Regions from separate parts of the Homo sapiens genome. Here region 2 is linked to region 1. The links are chromatin loops, found by intact Hi-C in ENCODE. Cell type or tissue: A673. All regions are shown on one strand. Each heading gives the region's core, and the rest is flanking DNA. Links, peaks and the distances in the headings are about the cores only. Region 1 overlaps LOC105374150 (a long non-coding RNA gene). Region 2 overlaps LINC02046 (long intergenic non-protein coding RNA 2046).

Region 1 (5,399 bases), core at 144-5,143:
ATGAATCTGAGAAATTCACAAATTTAAATGTTACTGATCTGAAAACTGTGAGATGATTAAAAGAAATTAAGATAATTGAATTTGGTTTTGTTTGTAAAATGTAAACTTTATTGCTGTTCAAATTCTGTTGCATTATTTTTAATATAAGCCTCTCTCTTAGAAGGTCCATGTTGTTTGGTAATGATTAAAAATCTTAAAAGATGTGCTTAACTCAGAGAAATATTTGTGTTAGTTCTTCACATACTTATCTGATCATAAGAATAACACAGAGTGTTATTTCAGACTGTCTTTAGAGTTTCTGATTTGATAGCTCCAGAATAAACCCTAGGAATCTGAATTATCAGAAATGATTCTGGGTGGGTGATGCTTAAAATCAGACGAGTATGGAAAACACTGAAATGCATATTCTGAATTTTAAATTAAATTTCATTTAGTTCTATTGGTATATATAGCAAATACCTATTTTTCCCAAGTACTGAAACATAAAGATAACTACCAAAATTTCTGCCTGTTAGCTCAGGTGGTTAAAAACTAAACTTGATATTTTTTCATAAAACAAATTCTCTTAAATATTCTAGTTTTAAAAAAACAAAAATAAATGGGACTTAATTAAGTTGAAAAGCTTCTGAACAGCAAAATAAATAATTATTAGAGTAAACAGACAGACTAAAGAATGAGAGAAAATATTTGTAAACTCTGCATCCAACAAAAGGACTAGTATCCTTTGAATCTACAAGGAACTCAAACAAATCAGCAAGAAAAAAACAAATAAGGCCATTAAAATGCAGGCAAATTACATAAATAGGCAGCTCTCAAAAGAAGATATACAAATGGCCAACAAGCATGGAAAAATCACTAATTATCAGGGAAACGCAAATTAAAACCACAATGAGATATCACCTTATCCTAGGCAGAATGGCCATTATTAAAAAGTCAAAAAACAATAGATGTTGGTGTGGATGTAGTGAAAAGGGAATGCCTATATGCTGCTGGTGGGAATTTAAAGTAGTACAGCCTCTATGAAAAACAGCATGGAAATCAGTATGGAAAGAACAGAAAGTAGATCCGGCATTTGATCCAGCAATCTCACTAGCGGATATCTACCCAAAAGAAAATAAGTTATATCAAAGAGATACCTGCATGCATATGTTTATTGTAGCACAATTCACAATTGCAAAGATATGGAATCAATCTGAGTGCCCATCAACTGATGAGTGGATAAAGAAAATGTGATATATACACACCATGGAATATCAATTGGCTATAGAAAGGAACAAAATAATATCTTTTGCATCAATTTGGGTGGAACTGGAAGCCATTATTCTAAAGGAAGTAACTCAGGAATGGAAAACCAAATACTACATGCTCTCATTTATAAGGGGGAGCGAAGCTATGGATACAAAAAAGCATATAGAGTGGTATATTGGACATTGCGGGGATGGGCATAGGGTGAGAGGGAGGTGAGGAATAAAAACTACATGTTAGGTACAATGTATGCTAGTCAGGTGACAAGTGCACTAAAATTGTAGACTTCACCACAATACAATTCACACATGTAACCAAAAACCACCTGTACCCCTAAAGCTATTGAAATAAAAATAAATATTCTAGTTTTGATAGTTAATAGAACTTTTGACAATCAAATGTTTTTTTAGTTTTTAACTTTGTTGTAAATCTTGAGAATGTGGATGTGCTTTCTTTTTAATAAAATCAGCCTCCAATGTTCAACAGAAAACACATTCTAAGAGGAATACTGCCACCTTAGATATTAACATTTTGTCTTCAAAGTAAGTTTTTCTCTATTTTTCATTAATGTGTATGAAGGAGTCAAACTCCAAAAGTTATGATAAACACGTTTTTAATCCATGTGAAATACACAGACATACGTGTACTTCTGTATTTCTGATTAATTAGGGAAGGTCTTCAGGAAAGAGATGCACTGTCAAAAGTTTGATTCCTTATAGGGAATGTGTTACTATGTGCTAAGTTTCATTCTAGCACATAGTAAAAAAGCAAAGTTGAGACAGCCATCATTATCATTATAATTACCATTTTATAAATGAAGAGACTGAAGTTTACTGAAAATAAATAATTCAAGGCTACATATTTTAAGTAGTAGATCTTGGACTTGAACAGAGTAAGTCTGACAAAAAAAAAAAAAAACCCAACACAAAAAACCTGTGTTCTACTGCTACTTTATCTTTAATCTTTCTCCTAAGTATACTGATAAAATACAAACATTATTAAGTTGGTATCTGATATGGTTTGGATATTTGTTCCCTTCAAATCTCATGGTGAAATGTAATCCCCGGTGTTGGAGGCGTGGCCTGTGGGAGGTATCTGGGTCAGAGGAGTGGACCCCTCATGAATGGTGTGGTGCCCTCCCTACGGTAGTAAGTGAGTTCTTGCTCTGTTAATTCATGTGAGAGCTGGTTGTTTAAAGGAGTCTGGCTCCTCCCCCTGCTCTCTGTCCCTCTCTCACCGTGTGTTGCACTGGCTCCCCCTTCACCTTCTGCCATAATTGTAAACTTCCTGAGTCCCTCACCAGGAGCAGAGGCTGGCACCATGCTTCCTGTACAGTCTGTAGAACCGTGAGCCAAAATAAAACTTCTTCTCTTTATAAATTACCCAGCCCCAAGTATTCCTTTATAGCAATGCAAGAACAAACTAAAACAATTTCCTTCATAATCTCTTAATTTTTTTTCCTGTTTGGGGGTAAAGTTTTAGAAAATTAACAGCTCTGTGTTTGATGAGCTGTGAAGCCCTAGTGTGGCAGAGGTTGTCTGGGACATAGAGCAAGCTACTGCTGCTGCTACCTTTAAACTTAAGAACAGAAGGAAAGATTAGTGTGCCATTAGCTAGAACTGACTTTCAGAACTAACAAAAGGCTTAGAAAGATATTCTCAAGAGTCTTAGGGCTGTAACATAAATAAATTTGGCTGGAATATTTTCAGAGATCTCTTAACCAAACTGAGGAAACAGAGACTAGGTTGGTGGCAGTCCTCTTACTTGAAACCAATCACCTTCTCATTCCACCACAATTTTCTTTTTCCCATCGCTTTCTGTCAGCTTTTAGTAATAACAAGGAAGAAATGGCTTCTTGTCACTTAACTTTTAAAATGAAAAAGTTATATATATATATATATATCTAATGATGTATATATATATCTAATGATGTATATATATCTAATGATATATATATCTAATGATGTATATATCTAATAATATATATAATGATATATATATCTAGATATATATATCTAATGATGTATATGTATATCTAGATATATATCTAATGATGTATATATATCTAATGATATATATAATTATATATATAATTATATATATATCATTTTATATATATATAATTATATATATATATATATCATTCTGTCTCTAAGAACTGTGTTTCATTTAATATAGAAAAAAAAGGCCAGTCCTCTATGAGTGTTGTACATTCTGAATTGTTTTGAAGAAAACATGCAAACTGACTGCTCCAAGGTTGTGAAGCTCTTAGGCCCTTGGGTTGCTGATTTACAAGTTGATGTCCACATGCTGTATCTTTTTATGTCTCCATTTATAATGCAGTTATGCAAGCAAGTTAAGCTATAAGGACATCATCATTGATGTTGCAATTTGTGTATATGTTTTCTACCTCATTACATTCTCATCTTTCTAGCCCAAAGCCATGGGATTCTGGCCTAGGCTATAGCTTACTCTCATAACATAATGAAAAATGCAAAATCATCACAGAGAAAGCTGATGGTTAAAATCTTTACCCCCAGTCAGTTGATTTATTGGTGTATATGGCTTTAGAGTCAAATAAAAATTTGTCCAAGGCAAATTCAGGTAATTTTCTTCTTAGTATTTCCAGAATTCCCACCTGAGAGAGCAGGTAATTTTCAAAAGCAGAAATTTTAGCATCCTGTCAGTAAACATTTCTGTTTTAAAACAAAACCATATAAACAACACACAGAATAATAGTATGGGCTGTTTCTCTACAAAATCATAAAGTTTTAGATTATCTAGTAAATGGATACATTTGTAATTGATGCTACTTTCCCACTTCTGTAGTTTATAACTTAACAAGACAATTCTGCCTTCTCAATACTATATTGTCATGAGGAAATGTCTTCTGTGATTCTAGACATTAATGATTGTTTTGGAATTTTCCCTGATCAACTGATTAATCCCCACCCCGACTCAGCGCCTCAGACACAGAGTGAGGCCAAGAAATATCTGTTGGCTGAAAATACCCAATTCATTTAACCGAATTAACTGTTACTTAAAATAAAAAATCACTGGGAAAAGTCCACAGCAGGAAAGAACAATTAAGAAATTAAGAGATTAATTAATTGTCCTTGCCTACTACTATTTACAAAGCTATTCATTTGTTTGCTTAAACACAAATATCTATCTATCTATCTATCTATCTATCTATCTATCTGTCTATCTATCTCTATCTTTAAAGAAACGTAATCTTGCAAAACATTTATGGAGCCTGGATTCTTTACATGAATTGAAAAAAGTTGAGTTTTTATAATTTGAAAACTAAAAAACAACTCTCTTTTTACATGTACAAATGTTAGTGTTAACAGACATAAAGATAACTTCATTTTATAATCTCTCGTAAGAAAATATTTTTCTCGTCTGGCTATAAGTGACAAATGTTTATCCTAAGGCTTTAACCTCCTAGTTCCTACTTCCAACTACAGCACTTGCTTATAATATATTCACACTATGCAAAATTTATATATTAACTAAAACTTATATAGAAATTATCATATACATCAATGCTAAAATTCTAACACACCTGAAGAGATAAGTTTATCTGTCCATTATCTGCCTCAAAATAAGAGTAATTGAGGAAGGAGAGAAGTAAAAAAAAAAATTGGGGGAGATGAAAAGCTATACATCACAGGACTCAACCTCAAAGCTATGTAACTTTGATGCACACATAGATTACAGTAAATAGAGTGTGGGTTAAATAAATAATAGAATATGTTCACAAAATAGTAACATTGGCAATGTCCACCAAAACGAAGGCTGTTGAGGCAGAAATAATTTGATAATGGTTTATTGGAAGGCAAATGTGAGGATTGACCTGGGAAAACACACCAACAAAATTGGGAGTGTTCTGGAGTCTGTGACAAGTTGGAAGGCGTTTATAAGAAAGCTTGGAAGGGAGGGGGGACTCCTCATATGGGAGTTGTCCATTATTATTGATGGGTACAATACAGAGGTTACAATCCTTGGAAACAGATTGCAACATACAGGCTAGAATGTCTACGTGCAAGACAGTCAGTAAAACTTTATAATTCAGAAATAAATCAGTGTCCTTTTCAGTGTCAGTAGGTTATGCATTTATCAGTACGTCAACAATTTGAAAGCTCACGATA
Region 2 (5,399 bases), core at 297-5,296, 71 kb before region 1:
TAAGCACAAAACACCATCTAATGAAGTTTTTAGGATATCTTATTCAAATAGTGATTCAGAGAATCCTGTAGATGAATAAAAACACATGATCAGAAATGCCTGCACAGCCACAAAATCTCAACTATGTAATTAGGGGATCTGTTTTGTGTCTAGCTCAAATTACATATTATTTGATAAATATGTGTTTATCTGGTTATGAGACAAAATTCTCCCTCCTTTATGTTTGAATCCACATCTCTGATAATCAAAAAAGTATATACTTGATATACTTGAATTCATGAGAAACATACTCACTGAGTTCTAATAACATTTTCCACCAAACTCTTAACGCATTCATAATGGTTTATTTAAAATAAGTATTTATTAAAAATGTAATAAAACATGACAGTTATCATTGTCTGACTTGCAAGTAACAGGACCTAAATTCGAATTCTGGCTTTTTCATTTGCCAGCTTTACAGTATTACTTTAAAGAAGTTACTTAACCTCTCCAAGGCTTACTTTTATCATTTATAAAATGAGGTTAATGATACAACCACAGAGATCTTGAAAGAATTAAGTGTTCAATATATATTAATAACTGTTAAAACTAACTGCTTCCTGGCCTCAAAACTGAAAACCTTAAGGATGTATTATATAGAGAGTTTGCCTGTGTATCTGCCTCAGTACTTGGCTAAGTGACTGACATATAATATAGATATAATATTTTATGAGTAAATTAAATGAAAATAATTTGGGAGTTGAATGCAAAATATTTCTATATGCCTATACACTTGCAGGGTACCATCCAGAAAAGTTTTTCAGGATGTCATATTATTCTAAGCCATTGGTCAGGATGGAGGGAGAGAAGGACTTAATGAGATAAGGGGTTCCTCTGTGACTTTACTTTTGACATTTGAACAAGATAGTGCTGAAATTTAAATCTACTCGTATAGATTTCAAGTTCACTTACATATATACTTAAAAACTCTCCTATGTTGTTCAAATAATTAAATTTATTGCTTTTCAGAATTTATGCAGAATTGTGAGGCAAAACTTAAAAAATTATATGAGAATAAAGGCCAGAAGGTGAGTATAGGAAGGAAGCAAAACTATCTCAATAATTTAGGTTATAAAAAATTCTTATGTGAATGAGTTACAGAATTCTCAAGCTTTATTTGAGATAAGACACAAAACATGAAGCTGAGAATTGTAATTATTTCCTACAACAAAAAGTAGAAATAATTTAACACATAATGTTCTAATAATTTGACATTTATTCATTGAATATATATTTTTCTAAGGTATTTTTAGGTCCATCTTGTCCATACAGTAGCCACTAGACACATGAGACTATTTAAATTTAAATTTATATTAATTAATATTTAAAAATCACGCTAGGCACGGTGGCTCACACCTGTAATCCCACCACTTTGTGAGGCCAAGGCGGTCAGATCACTTGAGGCTAGGAGTTCAAGACCGGTCTGGCCAACATGGGGAAATCCTGTCTCTATTAAAAATACAAAAATTAGCCAGACGTGGTGGTGCATGCCTGTAGTTCCAGATACCCAGGAAGCTGAGAGATGAGAATCGCTTGAACTTGAGCATGGGAGGCAGAGGTTGCCATGGATCTGCAGCCTGGGAGTCGAGATCACACCACCGCACTCCCGCCTGGGTGACAGAGCAAGACTGTGTCTCAAAAAAAATAAAATTAAAATTTGTCCCTCAGTCACACTAGCCACATTTCAATTGCTCTATAGCCACATGTGACCAGTGATTACCGTATTGGATAGTTCAGAAAACATTTTTATCATCACAGAAAGTTTCATAGGACAATAACTCTTCTAGATAGTTTGGGGTCACAAAAAAGGCTGAGGGCAGTACATTATAGCCAAAGAGCTGAAGATATGCTAGAGGCGATGAAACATGAGCAAAAACCATTTTAATACAAAACAAGTTTTAATTTTACAAATCAAGTGCCACAAGAACACTAGTGACCACAGAAGACTGTTCGTTAAGATTTGAGTTTAATTTTGAAGAATGAACAAGATATTTACATTTGTTGCATGGCTTTAAGTTTCTCTTTATGTAAAAGATAAAATTTCTAGGGCAGCAATTATAGGAAAGTGAAGATTTTTAATGCTATTCGACTAATGTTTCTTCTTACTTTATAAGTGTTGTGTCTTTACTAGAAAAATCTAAGGGGATTTTACTTTCATCTTAAGATTTTTAGATCTTTCATCGTTCCTTAACAATTATTTGAAGACTCCAGAAATAATGCACTTCTAAATTATTTTAAATTCAAAATTGCTTCATTGAGATTTGGTACTTAACCTAGTTCATGTTAAGAAGCAATGAATATGATGTGTTAAATGCAAAAACAATGTGGTATCAGTGCTATGAATTTAGTTTATAAATTCCTTCCTGAGATAAAAGCATTCATATTAAAAATACAAAAAAGTATTTTTTGTTTTGTCCGATTCATCACCTCTCTACATCATTTTCTCTATCTTCCTAGGAACACAAACACAGACACTACATAAGGCTTAGAGCGTAAAATGGTAGGAAGCTATGACACTTGCCTGTTGTACTCAAGAGCATTACTGACAGGCTCTCACTTAATACGATGGAAAGAACCTCCCTTAGGTGTCCCAAGGAGGTGTAATAACTTACTAACACAAGGTGGTGCTCTGTTCTTATGAAACAGCCTGTCTTTGCTTTGGTTCTAGGAAGCAGAGGTCAAACATTCTTACAGCTTGACCATTTTTCTTGAAGGTTTTAAAAACTGTTAATGTCTCATTCTCACTTAAAAACCTCATCCAAACCATTTAAAAATCATTCTTAGAAAGCTGTCCTAATCATAATTCCAACCACTCAGGGAGGATCCAATTTATCTCATTGTTCTCAACAGTAATTTTGATGGCAGTAGGCCTTGGATCGCTCACTGATTGCTTCTTTTCATTTTTCTCTGTTTGTGATCCTTTTGATCAGATAGTTCTTACACTTTTTTTGGGGTTGTCTCAAGCCTATTGTTTCTGTAAACTGATCAGACTTTTTCCAGACAAAACTGCCAGATTGACCTCCAAATAAATGATTAGAACAACTTTGACTCTCCTTCAGCTAACCAGTCTATTATTATTTATTTATTTCATTTTGCTTCCTACGTATGAACATATATAATATATCGTTGTATAGTTATATTAATATGTTTACCTGTTGGTAAATCTCTAATTTCATCCTTCCTGTAGAAAAACCTTGACAATGTAATTTGAAAATGTGACATGCAGTTAACCACATTTAAATAATCCTCCTTATGACTGAACAGGAAACAGGCCAATGCCATATTCCATTTAATGATATTTTTAAGGGAAGAATAACTATAGCTTCAAATATGGATATATATGTACACATATATGTGCATCTACATATAACACAAAAATATACAAATTATAAATATCTATAAATATTCCTGGAAAGAGCTAAAGGCAGGATTCTAGCATTACATAATTTCACATATGCCAAATCCTCTAATCAAATGGAATCTGATTATTTATGCTGCCAGGTAGTTATATATTTCTTTCTAATACTTCTCAAGGAAACTTTCCATAGCTGTCTTAAATTTCTCAAGGACATTGATCTCAAAATAATCTCAACCTCTATTCTTCTATTCTGAATCTTATGAAAGCATTTATCTTGTTTATAAATAGCTAAAAACTTCTTAAGAAATCAGACTGGAAGAGGTTGCATATATTTCAAACATTTTAAAATCACAAAACAAAACCAGTAAGTCAAGAAAATAGACAAGAAAAGATTCCATTTGTTTTAAAGTGTGTTCTAAAATCATATCACTAATGAAAGTCTGCTGATGTCATGACAATGTCATAGCTTCAGCTCTTCAAAGAACATGTTGTCTGGTTACTATAGCATTGCTATATTTGGATTAATTAGAAACGGAAACGTGGATAGCATTAGCTTTGAAATTAAATGAGCCCCCTAACGGGGAAGCTAATTACTGAATTCATTCTGAAGATCTGTTTTACTCGTGAAAATTTAGGTTATTAAATTGAACAATATGTGCTCAGGACTAGAAATGGAAATCAGGGCATCCTCGGACGGAGCACAGGGGAACCAGTGGCTCTTATGGAGCCAGACCTGATATTAGTCTTTTGTTAGAGAGGATTATTATTGTTAATATTGTCACCTTTATGACAAAGGTTCTAATATGAAGAGTACTTGGAATTCTTAAAAAGCTTCCATTAGTCCATTCAATACCCTACTCTGACTTCCATTAATGTATCTTCCCTACTGTGTGATTAGGAAGCTCCACCGGAAGCCATAATCTGGATGCATTGGGGAAGATTTAGGGAGGAAACTTTTCCATAAGCTTGAAAGACAAAAATGGCATTTATCTGGGTTTCAAATGTTTCTTCTCCTTGAGGTTTCGTTTTCTGAATTAAAGTTTGAAGTGAACATACTATATATTCACAGTATTGTGCTTTTCAAATGTCCCCCTCACACAAACATACATACAAACACAGCAAAGATAGCAGGAGGCAGGTTATGGTCAGAGAAAATTCAGCTCCCTTTGTTATGCTATTTAAGTAATCGTTAAGTACATTACTAATATCCATGGCCATTTTTAAAACCAAGTAGCAATAACTAGTTTATCTCACTAAAGCACCAAGATCCTTAGGAACCAGAAAGAAGCTTTTCAGCATCACATCCAATATGCCCCTAATACTTAGTAAAGGCTGATATGATGATGCAGATCTTTTGATCACTTTTGGGATTAAGATCCAAGTTATGTTACTAAATCCCAATTCAATAAGGCAGTGCGGAAGATGCTGACCTAGCAGGGTCTTTATAACTGAAAGCCAGTGTTTGGTTTTATTGACAGAACTTTGTGCTAAAGACATGGAGTTTCCCAGCTACTTCAGGGTTATCCCAGTTACCTGTTCTCTCTCCACCTCCCACAGACTATATTGTGATAATCTCTAGAATTATCCCCAAAAGGAAGAAATAAAACATCTGCTTGGTGTATTCCTTATCAATCTTTATTCTATACTTCTCTTTCTGGATTCTCCATGATTCAGAGCACCTCCAGCCATATTCCAGCTGTGTGGTGCAAAGGACCCAGGCATTGTTTTAAAAATTCTTGAATCATAATGAACTAATAAGGTCCTCAATATAGCATATTTCTCTCATTGTTTAGGTGAGTTAAATTATTTGTAAGTTACAAAAGCCATGCATCTTTCTTGTTTTACTCCAAACATCATATTGGCACTTCATAATAGAAAAATTGAAAGTTGGCTATGTGGTAATATACTTTTTATCATAGACTTGTGTAATACTGTATTAATATATAACAAGTCCATGTAACATCTTTATTTTGTCTAAGAAATAAGTCTAGAGAAATGAGTG

The links. Hi-C counts contacts between places; a loop is a spot of excess contacts. Peaks named below come from ENCODE experiments on the same cell type or tissue, not always from the same donor. Only the 100,000 strongest peaks of a DNase experiment are listed, where the experiment ranks them.
Region 2: it touches region 1 in a loop (2.2-fold over the local background); 9 of 110 quality-filtered maps call a loop at or near these places.

The regions. Positions count from the first base shown.
Region 1 is chr3:148,448,571-148,453,969 of GRCh38, forward strand. The region is part of intron 3 of LOC105374150 (a long non-coding RNA gene); the gene reads right to left. Among named protein-coding and RNA genes, the nearest start is that of LINC02046, 170 kb to the left of the region's middle. In A673, for the core only: no CTCF peak of the experiment used is centred there; a DNase peak (open chromatin) is centred at 2,501.
Region 2 is chr3:148,377,309-148,382,707 of GRCh38, forward strand. All of the region lies in intron 4 of LINC02046 (long intergenic non-protein coding RNA 2046), which reads left to right. Among named protein-coding and RNA genes, the nearest start is that of LINC02046, 99 kb to the left of the region's middle. In A673, for the core only: a CTCF peak has its summit at 2,668 (motif pointing right); DNase peaks (open chromatin) are centred at 2,663, 3,953 and 4,313.